Linked DNA regions of Homo sapiens: regions 2 and 3 are each linked to region 1. Evidence: chromatin contacts called from ENCODE Hi-C or POLR2A ChIA-PET data. All regions are on one chromosome and are shown on one strand. The core of a region is the stretch at or near the end of the contact, and the rest is flanking DNA. Distances in the headings are between cores, read along the strand shown. Region 1 holds the start of RAB40C (RAB40C, member RAS oncogene family). Region 2 has its middle 6.3 kb from the start of GNG13. Region 3 overlaps RAB11FIP3 (RAB11 family interacting protein 3).

Region 1 (4,302 bases), core at 833-3,332:
GCCAGCGTAGATGGCATTCCCTGAAGCGCAGATGGACTCTGGGGAGGCTGGATGCTGACTGCTCCCAGTTCATCTGGGGCCACATCCCATTCGGCTGGGTCCAGGCCCCCATGAGAGGGGATGAGGACCACACCGTCTCACTCACTCTGTTAACCACCTAAATTAAGAGGCATGCTCAGGCAGGCAAGCCCCAGTGATGCCACCTATCTAGTGTATTTTAGCCATGCCACTGGAAGTTAAAAACAAACGTTCAGGCCAGGCGCAGTGGCTCACGTCTGTAATCCCAGCACTTTGGGAGGCCGAGGTGGGCAGATCATGAGGTCAGGAGATTGAGACCATCCTGGCCGACATGCTGAAACCCCGTCTCTACTAAAATACACACAACAAAATTAGCCGGGCGTGGTGGCATACACCTGTAGTCCCAGCTACTCGGGAGGCTGAGACAGGGGAATCGCTTGAACCCAGGAGGCGGAGGTTGCAGTGAGCTGAAATTGTGCCACTGCACTCCAGCCTGGCGACAGAGTGAGACTCCGTCTCAAAAAAAAAAAAAAGAAAGAAAAGAAAAGAAAACAAAACAAAACAAATGTTCAGTAACTCATTACAGAGGTATTTTCTTCTAGCACAAAGCGTTGACTCCCTCAGCAGTAAGCAAATACCTCAGGGGAACAGCGTGCCTATAAGGACCTGTCATCTGTGCACGCTCGAGACAGGGTCCCAAGAGCAGCCCAGCAGCACCTGCCACCAGACCTGGGTCCGTGACACCTTCCCCGGGCCCATGACACCTTTCCCCAGATCTATAACACCTTCCCTCGGACCCCAGATGATCCCAGACCCATGACACCTTCCCTTAGGACCATGATGCCTTCCCCCAGATCTATGACACCTTCCCTCAGACCCCAGATGATCCTAGACCCATGACACCTTCCCCTGAGATCCCAGACCATGACACCTTCCCTTAGGCCCATGACACCTTCCCCTGAGATCCCAGACCCATGACACCTTTCCCCAGATCTATGACACCTTCCCTCGGACCCCAGATGATCCCAGACCCATGACAGCTTCCCTTAGGACCATGATGCCTTCCCCCAGATCTATGACACCTTTCCTCGGACCCCAGATGATCCTAGACCCATGACACCTTCCTTTTGGCCCATGACGCCTTCTACCGGGACCATGACATCTTTCCCCGGACCCCAGATCCTGGACCCATGACACCTTCCCTCGGACCTATGACACCTTCTCCCAGACCCCAGATCCTGCACCCATGACACCTTCCCTCCGGCCCACGACACCTTCCCCCGAGCCCATGACACCTTCCCTCGGACCCCAGATGATCCTAGACCCATGACACCTTCCCCAGGCCCATGACACCTTCTCTAGGACCCATGACACCTTCCCCTGGGCTCCAGATCCCGGACCCATGACACCTTCCCCTGAGATCCCGGACCCGTGACACCGTCCCCCAGACCCCGGGTCCATGGCACCGTCCCCGCTGGGCGCGTCCCTCTGGTCCGTCCTCCTGCCCCCCGGCGTCACCTCGGGACTGGAGCACGGGCACCCCGCAGCCACCGAGCTACCGAGTCTGGAAGCCAGGCAAAGGCGTTCCTGGGAACGTTCGGCGGCGCTTGGAAGGGCCGGGCCGAGGGCGAGCTCCGTGCCCAGCTCGCCGGGCTCGGGCCCCGCGTAGCAGCGCGCGCCGCGGGCCGGGCCTTACCGTTACTGTAGGCGTACGGGGACTCTGCCGCGCCGTCCTGCAGGCTCTCCAGGATCTCGCCCTTGCCCACGTCGCTGTCGCCCACCAGCAGGAACTTGAGCAGGTAGTCGTAGCTCTTCACCGGACTGCCCTGCGAGCCCATGGCCGCGCCGCCTGCGCCCCGCGCCGGCCGCCTGCCGAAGCACCGCCGGGTGAGGCCGCGGCGTGAGAGAGCCCGCGCCCCGCACCTGCGCCCGTTGCGTCCGCCCCACGGCGGCCGAGTGGGCGCGCCCGAAGCCCAGCGCCGGCCCCGCCCCGCCCGCGCCCGGGCGCACCTCAGCCTCGCCGCCGCCCCGCCGCTTCCCGCACCACCAGGGCCGCCGCGCCGCCCCACCCCCGGCCGCGCCGCCGCCATTGGCCACCCTTCGCCCGCCCTCCCGAGCCCATTGGCCCACCCGCCCGTCCGTCACGACTTCCCCGCCCTCACGGCGTTCCACACGGCGCCGCCAGACCTCCGGTCGCACCGCCTCTTCACCACCCCGCCCTGCCTTCCCGTAGTCACCAGAGGTCGCCCGCCGCCCTCCTTCCCTCAGCCATTGGCCTGTCTGCACGTCTGTCATGACCGCCCCTCCCCCGCCTTTCCCACACGGCGTTGCGGAGACAGCGGACGCCTGCCTCATCGCCGTCGCCATTGGCCACTCGCCTCCTGCTTTCCCGGAACCATTGGTTCGATTATAAGTTCACCAAGATCATTCCCTTCCCTGCGGCTGCCTCCCAGAGAAATCCCAGAGCCGCCGGCCGCCCCGCCCCCGGCCCACAACGCCGTTGTCCTCGCCCGCCCCGTCGCCGGCGCCATTGGGTCGCTTGCATGTCCATCACGGCTCTGCTAACCCCGCCCCTTTCCTACACGCTCGCCAATCAGGGGCTCGGAAGTCCACGTTGTTTGTATCCGCCCCTTCAACGCGCGGACGGGCGGCAGGATGCAGGCGCGCCCGAGCCGAGGCGATGCGGCTGAGTCCGGGAAACGAAAGCCCCTCGCAGGCTGTGCCGCCTGCTTCCGCAGAACCCTCGGAGGGAGCGGCGGGGTGGCCCCGGGCGCGTCCTCTCTAAGGCGGTGCGGCCAATCGGCGCTCGATGAGGCGGAACTTCCTCTCCGGGGCAGGGGCGGGACTTCCGCCCGGCGGCGGCGGGGCGCACCGTTGGGTCACCAGTGAGTCTGCAAAGTCGCTGAGGTTCTGGGACAGCGCGGCGTCACCGAGCGTGAGCCTTCCGCCCGGGGACGCGGCCGCCACAGCTCGGGACGCGGGGAGCGCGGCCGGCGCGAGCTCAAGACCCGGCCCGACGTGCTCACTGCGGCAGCGGCGCCTCCTGGACGGGGACCCAGGGCCCGGACCGCGCTCTTCCCGGGGGCGCCGCCGAGCCCTCGTCCCTGCCGGGCCCGGCTGCCGCAGGTGCGTGGGCGAGCGAGGCGGCTGCGTCCGCGGGCCCCGGCGTGGGGTCGGGGGTTGAGTGGGCACGTGGTTCTTTCTGGGGTGACGAGAAGGTCCTACCGTCGTGGGGATGGTCCTGCCTCTCTCGGTGAAGTTACTCACTCGGAACGGGTGAGCTTTGTGATACGTGCTCTGCGTTCAGTAGCGCTGTTACAGTCGTAAGTAAAAGCAGTAACGTCAGCGCCGACCCAGCGCAGCCCTCTCCAGACCGGGTGCGGAGCCCGTCACGTCTGCCCCGCCGGCGAGGAGCAGAGCCCGGCAAGAACCCTCCTCCAGAGGGGCCCCGACCAGGGCTGTGCCTCCGGGAGCAGGTGCTGCTTACACAGAGGGACGCCAGGACGGGCAGCCCCACACCTCCAGTGACCTCCCGTCCCCCAGAGCTGAAGACATGGCCTGACTAAGCGGCGACCACATCGACGCACCAGTTTTTTCTTTTTTGAAACAGGGTCTCCCTTTGTCGCCCAGGCTGCAGTGCAGTAGCGCGATCTCGGCTCACTGCAGCCTCTACCTCCCCGGCACAAGCGATCCTCCAGCCTCAGCCTCCCGAGTAGCTGGGACTACAGGCGCCACCATGCCCGGCTACCTTTTGTATTTTTTGTAGAGATGGCGCCTTGCCAAGTTCCCCAGGCATTAACCCGGAAACAACCTGGCGGGTCAGGGAGAGCCTCTTCTGCTCAGAGGTCATTGTGCCCAGACTTGAGCCCTGGCTGTGAAGTCCCTGAGGCCCCTCACTCCAGGGACGGGAAGCACCAAAGATGTGATGTTTCCTCCTCGGTTTCTGAGACTGCCTGGAAGCGGGGGGTGGATAGTGGTGAGCAGCCGTCTCCTCCTTTCCTGAGAACATAAATCAGAAACGCTTTCTGAGGCCGGGCACGGTGGGTCATGCCTGTAATCCCAGCACTTTGGGAGGCTGAGGTGGGTGGATCACCTGAGGTCAGGACCAGCTTGGCCAACATCGTGATAACCCCCTCTCCACTGAAAATACAAAAATGAGCCAGGCATGTTGGTACGTGCCTGTAATCCCAGCTACTTAGGAGGCTGAGGCAGAAGAATTGCTTAAACTCGGGAAACGGAGGTTGCAGTGAGCTGAGATTGTGCCACTGCACTCCAGCCTGGGCT
Region 2 (4,302 bases), core at 765-3,264, 220 kb before region 1:
TCCCAGCTACTCTGCAGACTGAGGCAGGAGACTCGCTTGAACCTGGGAGGTGAACGCTGCAGTGAGCTGAGGTCGTGCCACTGCACTGCATTCTGTCTCTAGCCTAGGAGACAGAGCGAGACTCTGTCAAAAAAAAAAAAAAAAAGAGGGAAAAGAAGTTCTGCTCTTGTTCCTGGCGCTGGGACTCTCTCTTCCTCCTCCTGCCCTTGGACAGGGCCCCCAGCCTTGGGACTCCAGGACTTAACACCAGCGGCTCCTTGGATTCTCAGCTTTCAGCCCTGGCCTGAGTCACACCTTTAGCTCCCCTGGTTCTTCCGTTTCCTGACTTGGACCGAGCCAGGCTGCCAGCATCCCAGGTCTCCGGCTTGCAGATGGCATCCCTCCCGGGACTTCTCGGCCTCCCTAACCGCATGGGCCAATTCCCCTGACAAACCCACTATCATCCGTCTATTAATCCGTCTCTCCAATATATTGGTCGGCCTCTGGAGAATGCCTACTGATGCGACACCTGTTTCTGTACACTGGCTTCTGCCTCAGATCTCACAGGCGTGCCAGGGAAGAAGCATTCCAGATCCCATTTAGGAAACTGTGGAGGACGGTGTGAAAGTAAAAGCTCAGGACCCCAATTCAGGCTGCCAAAAGGACAGAACGAAGCCGAAGACGGAGCCGGTCAAGTTACTGCCTCTCCCTGTGTTGTTGGGCAGGTAACTACAGACGCGAGGTCAGATCTCACTCTCCATTGCCCTCATCTTGCGGACGCATCATCGGCGACCCCAGCCCCCCACCCCCCGCCCCTCCTTTTCTCTTCCCACCGTGGGCTCAGAAACAGGACCGGAGCCTTCCTTACCCCGCAGCCCGCTTTCCCCCTTTAAATACGGAGGCCTCAAAACCATCTCTGGAGAAAGGCATCGACCTGTCCCCCCAGGCGCGACCTCGACCTTGCCGAGCCACGCTCCGAAGCCCACCGAGGCCTGTCCCGGCTACTTCTTGGTTTACAACTGAAATGGACCAAAAAGACAGCGGGCATCCTTCTGGATCATCTGATTCTGCAGGGGTCTGCGACTTTCGCCGTCTTCGAGATATTTTACGGTCCTGGAGTTGCAGAAAACGTCGAGCAACGCGAGCGACTCTCGACCAGCGTCGCGTCCGTCAAATGCAATCGATCATCGCCAGTGGAGAGTGACCGGATATGAGAGCCCTGCCCGACTCCAACATGGCCGCCCAGCCCACGACCGAGGCCTGGGCAGCCGCTGCCAGGAGCCAAGATGGCTGCGACGAGCGCTGACGTCACGCGGGCGGCCACCGTGCGCGGCTGACCCTTTCCTGCCGGGACCCGGAAATTATCTCCCAAGGCGGAAGTAAACGGCGCGCGACGGTCGGTTGAAAAGTTGGCCGGGGCGGGCGAAGGCTGCGAGCGGGGCCGTCCGGGTGGTCTGGGCGACTGCCCCGAGGGCCCGCCACGCCCTGGGGCCAGCCCTGACCGTCTTACCTCAGTTTCCCCACCTGTAAGAGGGATCCGCTGGCGGGTCCCTTTGCCATCCCCCTTCTCTAAATGCAGGGACAGAAGACGGCCGCTGGCGGGACGGCCACAGGGGCCCAGGCCCGGCGCCTGCACGCGGGGCTCGCGCCCGGGTGTTTGGCCATATCGGGAGGCGGCAGGAGGCGGCGGCGAGGGGCCCTGGCGAGGGCACAGGCGGGTCAGGGAGCAGCGCTGGCTGAGGCCCGGCGGCCAGAGGGAGCGGGAGGGAAGGTGCGGGGCCTGGGCTGCTGCCTCCTGGGCACGTCTAGCTTTCGAGGGTCACACCGCGGGGAGAGGTGACATTTTGAAAAGGTAATGGGGGCCACGATCCCTCCAGAGGCTATAGGGAGGACCCTTCCTGCCTCTTTGAGCTCCTGGGGGCTCTGGGAGCTCCAGGCGTCCTTAAGAGGCTTGTGGCCGCGTGGCTCCAAACTTGTTTTTGTTTTGTTTTGTTTTGTTTTGTTTTTTGAGACGGAGTCTCGCTCTGTCACCCAAGCTGGAGTGTAGCGGCGCGATCACGGCTCACTGCAAGCTCCGCCTCCCGGGTTCTCGCCATTCTCCTGCCTCAGCCTCCCGAGTACCTGGGACTAGAGGCGCCCGCCACCACACCTGGCTAATTTTTTTGTATATTTTTTTTAGTAGAGACAGGGTTTCACCGTGTTGGCCAGGATGGTCTCAACCTCCTGACCTCGTGATCCGCCTGCCTCCGCCTCCCAAAGTGCTGAGATTGCAGGCGTGAGCCACCGCCCCCGGCCCAAACATTTTTTTTTTTTTTTTTTTTTTTTTTTTGAGATGGAGTCTCCCTCTGTTGCCCAGGCTGGAGTGCAATGGCATGATCTCGGCTCACTGCAACCTCCACCTCCTGGGTTCAAGTGATTCTCCTGCCTCAGCCTCCCGAGTAACTGGGACTACAGGCGCGCAGGCCACCACCCCTGGCTAATTTTTGTATTTTTAGTAGAGACAGGTTTCCACCATGTTGGCCAGGTGGTCTGCCCACTTTGGCCTCCCAAAGTGCTGGGATTACATATGTGAGCCACCATGCCCGGCCTCAACTTTTTTTGAGACAGAGTCTCACTCTGTTGCCCAGGCTGGAGTGCAGTGACATTATCTCAGCTCACTGCAGCTTCCACCTCCCAGGCTCAAGCAATCCTCCCACCTCAGCCTCTCCAATAGCTGGGACCACAGGTGCGCACCACCACACCCAGCTAATTTTTGTATTTTTTTGTAGAGACAGGGTCTCACTTTGTTGTCCAGGCTGGTCTCCAACTCCTGAGCTCAAGGGATCCTCCCGCCTTGGCCTCCATAAGTGCTGGGATTACAGGTGTAAGCCGCTACTTCCTGTCGTCTACTCTCTGTATTTTGCAAATAAAACGTTTGCAGGTCATGTCAAACATCAAGTGATTGATCTGTGGGGACGCAGGCGCCTTCCTCAGAGCCCCTCCCTCCCCTGCTTCTGCCCCAGCCAGCCTTGTGCATCTGCAGATACCGAGGCTGCTCAGGGGCGCTCTGCTGTCCACTGAGTGCGAGGAGTCTCAGGCGCTGCAGGGACCCGGGTGCTGCCACACGGGTGGACAGCCCATGGTGGCCGGTTGGAGGCCTCTAGCACAGACCCTGCACACCTGGAGGCTTCTGCTGGCAAAGCCCTGGGACCTAAGACCAGATGCCCAGGGCTATGGCCCACTTGGGATGACACACAGGGTCCCCAGATGTGTGCATCTACCCCAGTGACCCCCTTTTTGGGATGCTTGTGTCTGTTCTGGGGCTGCTCTGGGCCCCAGGGGTTGGGGGTGGGCGGTGTCCCCTTGTGAGAAGGGGCCCGCATGGCAGGAGTTCCCTGTGGGCGCAGGCCAGGCCCTGGAACGGTCTGTACCTCGCACACTGCATTTGCGAGCGGCTGCGCTGTTCCTGAGCTGGTTGGGAGCTCAGAAATGCAGGCGGGTGTCTTCCTGCCCCATGGGGTGGTAGAGATAGCCAGGAAGTGAGTGCCGGCCGCCCAGGGCCCCAGGCTTATTTCCCGAGACGGAGCTTGGCCACCTGTGGTCTGGTCTCCACGTAGCAGGATGCACGTTCGAGGCCTGTGACCCATGGGGTGGTAAGTGGGGTGTGCAGCTGCCCCACCCGTGTTGGGGTGACCTGGCTGTCCCCAGCAGCCACCTCTGCACGGGGGCTTCTGGTCAGTTCGGGCCATCCTAGCATCTGGCTAGGCTCTGCCAAACCCATTTGCCAATCAGATTTGGAAGACTGGACATTCTGTGGTTTCCCTAGCCCCGGAAGCAGCAGCAGGGCCATCCCCTGCACTGGGGGTCCCAGGATCCCTGATGGGCTGTGGCGTGACCCATCCAGGGTCTTAGAGGCCAACCTGGATTCACAGCATGTCCTGTGGTTAGAGGTACAGGCGGGTCCTTGGGCCCTGATGCACTTACAGTGGTGGCCACCCAGCCCGGGATGTTTGAATGAAGCCGTGGGGACAGCCAGAGGCCAGAACACACCGTCTTAACTTCTAGGTGTCCTTAGGCAAAATCACGGGACCTTTGTCATCCCTTTTTTTTTTTGAGACAAGGTCTCCCTGTTGTGAGCTGTGGCATGATCACAGTTCACTGCAGCCTCCACCTTCCAGGCTCAAGGGATCCTCTAGCCTCAGCTTCCCAAAGTGCTGGAATGACAGGTGTGAGCCACTGCACCCAGCCTAGTCATCCCAAAGCAAGTGTCCGTCTGTGTGGGCAGGGACTCTCCCAAAGCCAGAAGCCCTGTCAGGCTGCTGCACGGCTCTGGCCACCACCCTG
Region 3 (4,302 bases), core at 589-3,088, 140 kb after region 1:
GGGCAACAAGAGCAAAACTCTGCTTCAAAAAAAAAAAAAAAAAAAAACCAACTTCCTAAATCAGAGATCTGTTCTGATTACCCATGATGAGGAACCGGGGAACCGACTCGCTTTCCCTGGTTTAGAGGGGAAGGTTTAGAAAAGTCTAGAATAAAAGCACTGTGCTGGTCTGACATGCAAAATGTCATTCCACAGGTCCCCAGAGAGGCATATCACATATTCAGGAATCCACTTTTATCCATCAGAAATAGATGTGGCCAGGCCGGGCATGGTGGCTCACACCTGTAATCCCAACACTTTGGGAGGCCAAGGCGAGTGGATCACGAAGTCAGGAGATTGAGACCATCCTGGCTAACACGGAGAAACCCTGTCTCTACTAAAAATACAAAAATTTAGCCAGGCGTGGTGGCGGGCACCTGTAGTCCCAGCGACTCAGAAGGCTGAGGCACGAGAATCACTTGAACCCGGGAGGTGGAGCTTGCAGTGAGCCAAGATCGCTCACTGCACTCTAGCCTGGGCAACAGAGCGAGACTCCGTCTCAAAAATAAAAAATAAAAAAAAATTAAAAAATAAAGAAATAGGCCAGGCGCGGTGGCTCACGCCTGTAATCCCAGCACTTTGGGAGGCCGAGGCGGGCAGATCACGAGGTCAGGAGATCGAGACCATCCTGGCTAACATGGTGAAACCCCATCTCTACTAAAAATACAAAAAATTAGCCGGGCGTGGTGGCGGGCGCCTGTAGTCCCAACTACTCGGGATGCTGAGGCACGAGAATCACTTGAACCCGGGAGGTGGAGCTTGCAGTGAGCCAAGATCGCTCACTGCACTCTAGCCTGGGCAACAGAGCGAGACTCCGTCTCAAAAATAAAAAATAAAAAAAAATTAAAAAATAAAGAAATAGGCCAGGCGCGGTGGCTCACGCCTGTAATCCCAGCACTTTGGGAGGCCGAGGCGGGCAGATCACGAGGTCAGGAGATCGAGACCATCCTGGCTAACATGGTGAAACCCCATCTCTACTAAAAATACAAAAAATTAGCCGGGCGTGGTGGCGGGCGCCTGTAGTCCCAACTACTCGGGATGCTGAGGCAGGAGAATGGCGTGAACAGGGGAGGCGGAGCTTGCAGTGAGCCGAGATCATGCCACCGCACTCCAGCCTGGGCAACAGAGCAAGACTCTGTCTCAAAAATAATAATAATAATAATAATAAAGAAATAGATGTGTCCACCTATCAGTAGGAAGAGGCCTGCTTAGCACCCAATTCTAAGTCCTTCTTTGTGGCTTTTTTTTGTTTCCTTTTTTAAGATGGAGTCTCACTCTATCACCCAGGCTGGAGTGCAGTGGCATGATCTTGCCTCACTGCAATATCAGCCACCCAGGTTCAAGCAATTCTCCTGCCTCAGCCTCCCAAGTACCTGGGACTACAGGCCCCCACCACTATGCCCAGCTGATTTTTTGTTTGTTTGTTTGTTTCCTTTTTATTTTTTTAAGGAGTTTCACTCTTGTCGCCCAGGCTGGAGTACAGTGGCGCGATCTCAACTCACTGCAACATCTGCCCTCCCGAGGTTCAAATGATTCTCCCTCATCAGCCTCCCGAGTAGCTGGGATTACAGGCGCCTGCCATCACGCCCAGCTAATTTTTGTATTTTTAGTAAAGATGGGGTTTCACTATCTTAGCCAGGCTGGTCTCCAACTCCTGACCTCAGGCAATCCACCGCCTCGGCCTCCCAAAGTGCTGGGATTACAGGCATGAGCCACCGAGCCCCGGCCTTTTTGTTTGTTTTTTTCCTTTGTTTGTTTTTGAGAGAGAGTCTTGCTCTGTCGCCCAGACTGGAGTGCAATGGTGTGATCTCGGGTCACTGTAACCTCCGCTTCCCTGGTTCAAACAATTCTCCTGCCTCAGCCTCCCAAGGAGCTAGGATTATAGGCACACACCACCATGCCTGGCTAATTTTTTGTATTTTTAGTAGAGACGGGGTTTCTCCATGTTGGCCAGCTGGTCTTGAACTCCTGACCTCAGGTAATCCACCTGCCTCAGCCTGCCAAAGTGCTGGGATTACAGGTGTGAGCCACCATGCCCGGCCTAAGTCCTTCTAATCACAGCGATGGGCTCCTTCTTTGTGACAAGACAGGGACGAAAATGTGGGGCTCCTCCACACCACAGCTACCCCTCCCTGACACCTTTCCACGTTCATCGGGATTCCAATAGGCTGCTGCCCTCCAATCATCTTAACACCCCATTCTGTGTTTAAGAAGCTCCCTGATACGGGAAGCGTGGGGAGGGTGAGGTGCAGGGGTGAGGCAGGGGGGTGGGGAAGGTGAGGTACAGGGGTGAGGTGTGGGGAAGGAGGGATGGCCAGGGACAGAGGGGACTCCAGGTGCTCCAGAAAACACAACAGTACGGACTCTGTACTATTTCTGTTAACAGCTTCATTGAAATAAAATTCACATACCACAAAATCACCCATCTGAAGGGTACAATTCAATGGTTTTAGTATATTCAGAGCTGCCTCCACATTATTTTAAAGACAGGAGACTCTTAAAATGCACATGAGAATACTTGGAAAACAGCCAAGTGGATACATTCAAGCTTTCAGCAAACATGATGAGGAAATAAAACAGAATTTATGAAAGCAACCAAAGAGTCCACACATTCAACGATGGCAGGCAGAGCGCTGCGGTAACAGAAGGCCGCGGGGCTCCTTCCTGCACTTCAGGTCTGGTCCCTGGAGAAGCAGGTGTGTGCCCCAGGCGAGGGGAAGGTGAGCAGCTCCTAAGGGTGGGGTGGGGTGGGGGGCGGGGAGGGAGGGAGCGGGAGGCTCTCTCCCTGGGGCTAATGAATAGACTCCCTTTATGGCGCTTCTCTAGAATGCGAGCCAGCTGGGACTCCTCAGCTCATAGAACTCCATTCCCACCTTGCTTTCAAGGTCAGCATGCCCTCTGACCTACAGATGTCACTCAGATCCTCGGTCCCTTCCCTGTACAAAAAAGAGAAGTGGGGCCCTCATTCGCCAGCCCAGCCAAGCCCTGCTAGCCGCTGCAGTGTCCTGGGTAACACCAGCCCCCATGGGGACACCCTCAAGCCCTGACTCAGACCTAGACCCCTGAGCGGAAGTAAAGGAGGAAGAAAAAGAAACTAAAAAGTTATCCAATACTTGGTTGGGCGTGGTGGGTCACATCTGTCATCCCAGCACTTTTGGAGGCCAGGGGATCACTTGAGGTCAGGAGTTCGAAACTGACCTGGGCACCACAGTGAAACAAAAATACAAAAATATCTACCAAAAATACAAAAAATTAGCCAGAGCTGGGCATGGTGGTGCATGCTTGTGGTCCCAGCTACTCGGGAGGGTGAGACAGAAGGATCGCTTGAGCCCGGGAGGCAGAGGTTGCAGTATACCAAGATTGTTCCACTGCACTCCAGCCTGGGCGACAGAGTGAGACCCTGTCTCAAGAAAGAGAAAAAAAGTTTGTTGTGCACGTTCGGCAGGTCAAATGGTGAACTTCCTTGTAGGTGGCCTGGGTAGTGACCTGGCTTCCATGTTGTCAAGGAAGGTGTGCCAAGACTAGACCATGGTAGCAGGCAGAATTCTAAGACCCCCTCTCTTGAGTGTGGGCAAGGCCTGTGCATGTGGTGGCACAGTCACTGTGACGAGGTTAACTTAATCTTTAAAACAAAATTTTTTTTTGAGATGGAGCCTCACTCTGTCGCCCAGGCTAGAGTGCAGTGGCACGACCTTGGCTCACTGCAACCTCTGCTTCCCGGGTTCAAACAATTCTCCTGCCTCAGTCTACGCAACAGCTGGGATTACAGATGCCCGCCATCACGCACGGCTAATTTTGTATTTTTAGTAGAGACAGGGTTTCACGATGTTGGCCAGGCGGGTCTCAAACTCCTGACCTCAAGTGATCCACCCAACTCAGCCTCCCAAAGTGCTGGGATTATAGCTGTGAGCCACTGCACCCGGCCTAAAACTTTTTTTTTTTTTTTTTGAGATAGGGTCTCCCTGTCACCCAGGCTGGAGTGCAGTGGTGTGGTAAACACAGCTCACTGCAGCCTCAAGATCCTAGGCTCAAGCGATCCTCCCACCTCAGCCTCCTGAGTAGCTGGGACTACAGGTGTGAGCCACCACACCTAGCTGTGATTTATGTTAACTTAAGACTCCATCGTAGCAGCCTCCTGGTCTCAAAGAAGAAGTAAGCTGCCATACCTGGGAGGACCATGTGGTTGAACCTGAGGGTTCTCCAGGACCTAAGAACCATTTCTGGCAAACGACCAACCAGCAAACAGGGTCCTCAGTTCTATAA

The links. Hi-C counts contacts between places; a loop is a spot of excess contacts on that map. ChIA-PET counts read pairs that join two places held with the same protein, here RNA polymerase II (POLR2A). Pooled maps may share reads with other maps.
Region 2: a map of CD8-positive, alpha-beta T cell shows a loop between it and region 1 (4-fold over the local background). The contact joins the enhancer-like site here to the promoter of RAB40C in region 1. A Hi-C loop is called at or near these places in 1 of 168 maps with a recorded cell type or tissue (CD8-positive, alpha-beta T cell), 2 of 37 single-sample maps with no recorded cell type and 9 of 50 pooled maps. POLR2A ChIA-PET finds 5 or more read pairs at or near these places in 1 of 52 experiments (GM12878).
Region 3: a loop to region 1 is called in a pooled map, with 2.9 times the contacts of the local background. The contact joins the enhancer-like site here to the promoter of RAB40C in region 1. A Hi-C loop is called at or near these places in 2 of 50 pooled maps. POLR2A ChIA-PET finds 5 or more read pairs at or near these places in 2 of 52 experiments (BJ and Caco-2).

The regions. Positions count from the first base shown.
Region 1 is chr16:587,846-592,147 of GRCh38, reverse strand. It overlaps RAB40C (RAB40C, member RAS oncogene family), which reads right to left and starts at 2,082. Exons shown (of 6, transcript NM_021168.5): 1 at 1,715-2,082. The coding sequence starts at 1,856. RefSeq lists silencers at 1,872-2,191, 2,282-2,401, 2,472-2,521, 2,532-2,591, 2,912-3,221 and enhancers at 2,566-3,439, 3,562-3,761.
Region 2 is chr16:804,848-809,149 of GRCh38, reverse strand. No RefSeq gene overlaps it. Among named protein-coding and RNA genes, the nearest start is that of GNG13, 6.3 kb to the right of the region's middle. RefSeq lists an enhancer at 1,083-1,312 and a silencer at 1,393-1,602. Within about 2 kb of position 2,014, at least 33 of the 41 ENCODE cell types and tissues checked have a DNase peak (open chromatin) inside an H3K27ac peak, as active enhancers do; they include CD8-positive, alpha-beta T cell and GM12878, where a contact is called at or near this core.
Region 3 is chr16:449,332-453,633 of GRCh38, reverse strand. All of the region lies in intron 1 of RAB11FIP3 (RAB11 family interacting protein 3), which reads right to left. Among named protein-coding and RNA genes, the nearest start is that of RAB11FIP3, 26 kb to the right of the region's middle. Within about 2 kb of position 1,838, at least 3 of the 41 ENCODE cell types and tissues checked have a DNase peak (open chromatin) inside an H3K27ac peak, as active enhancers do.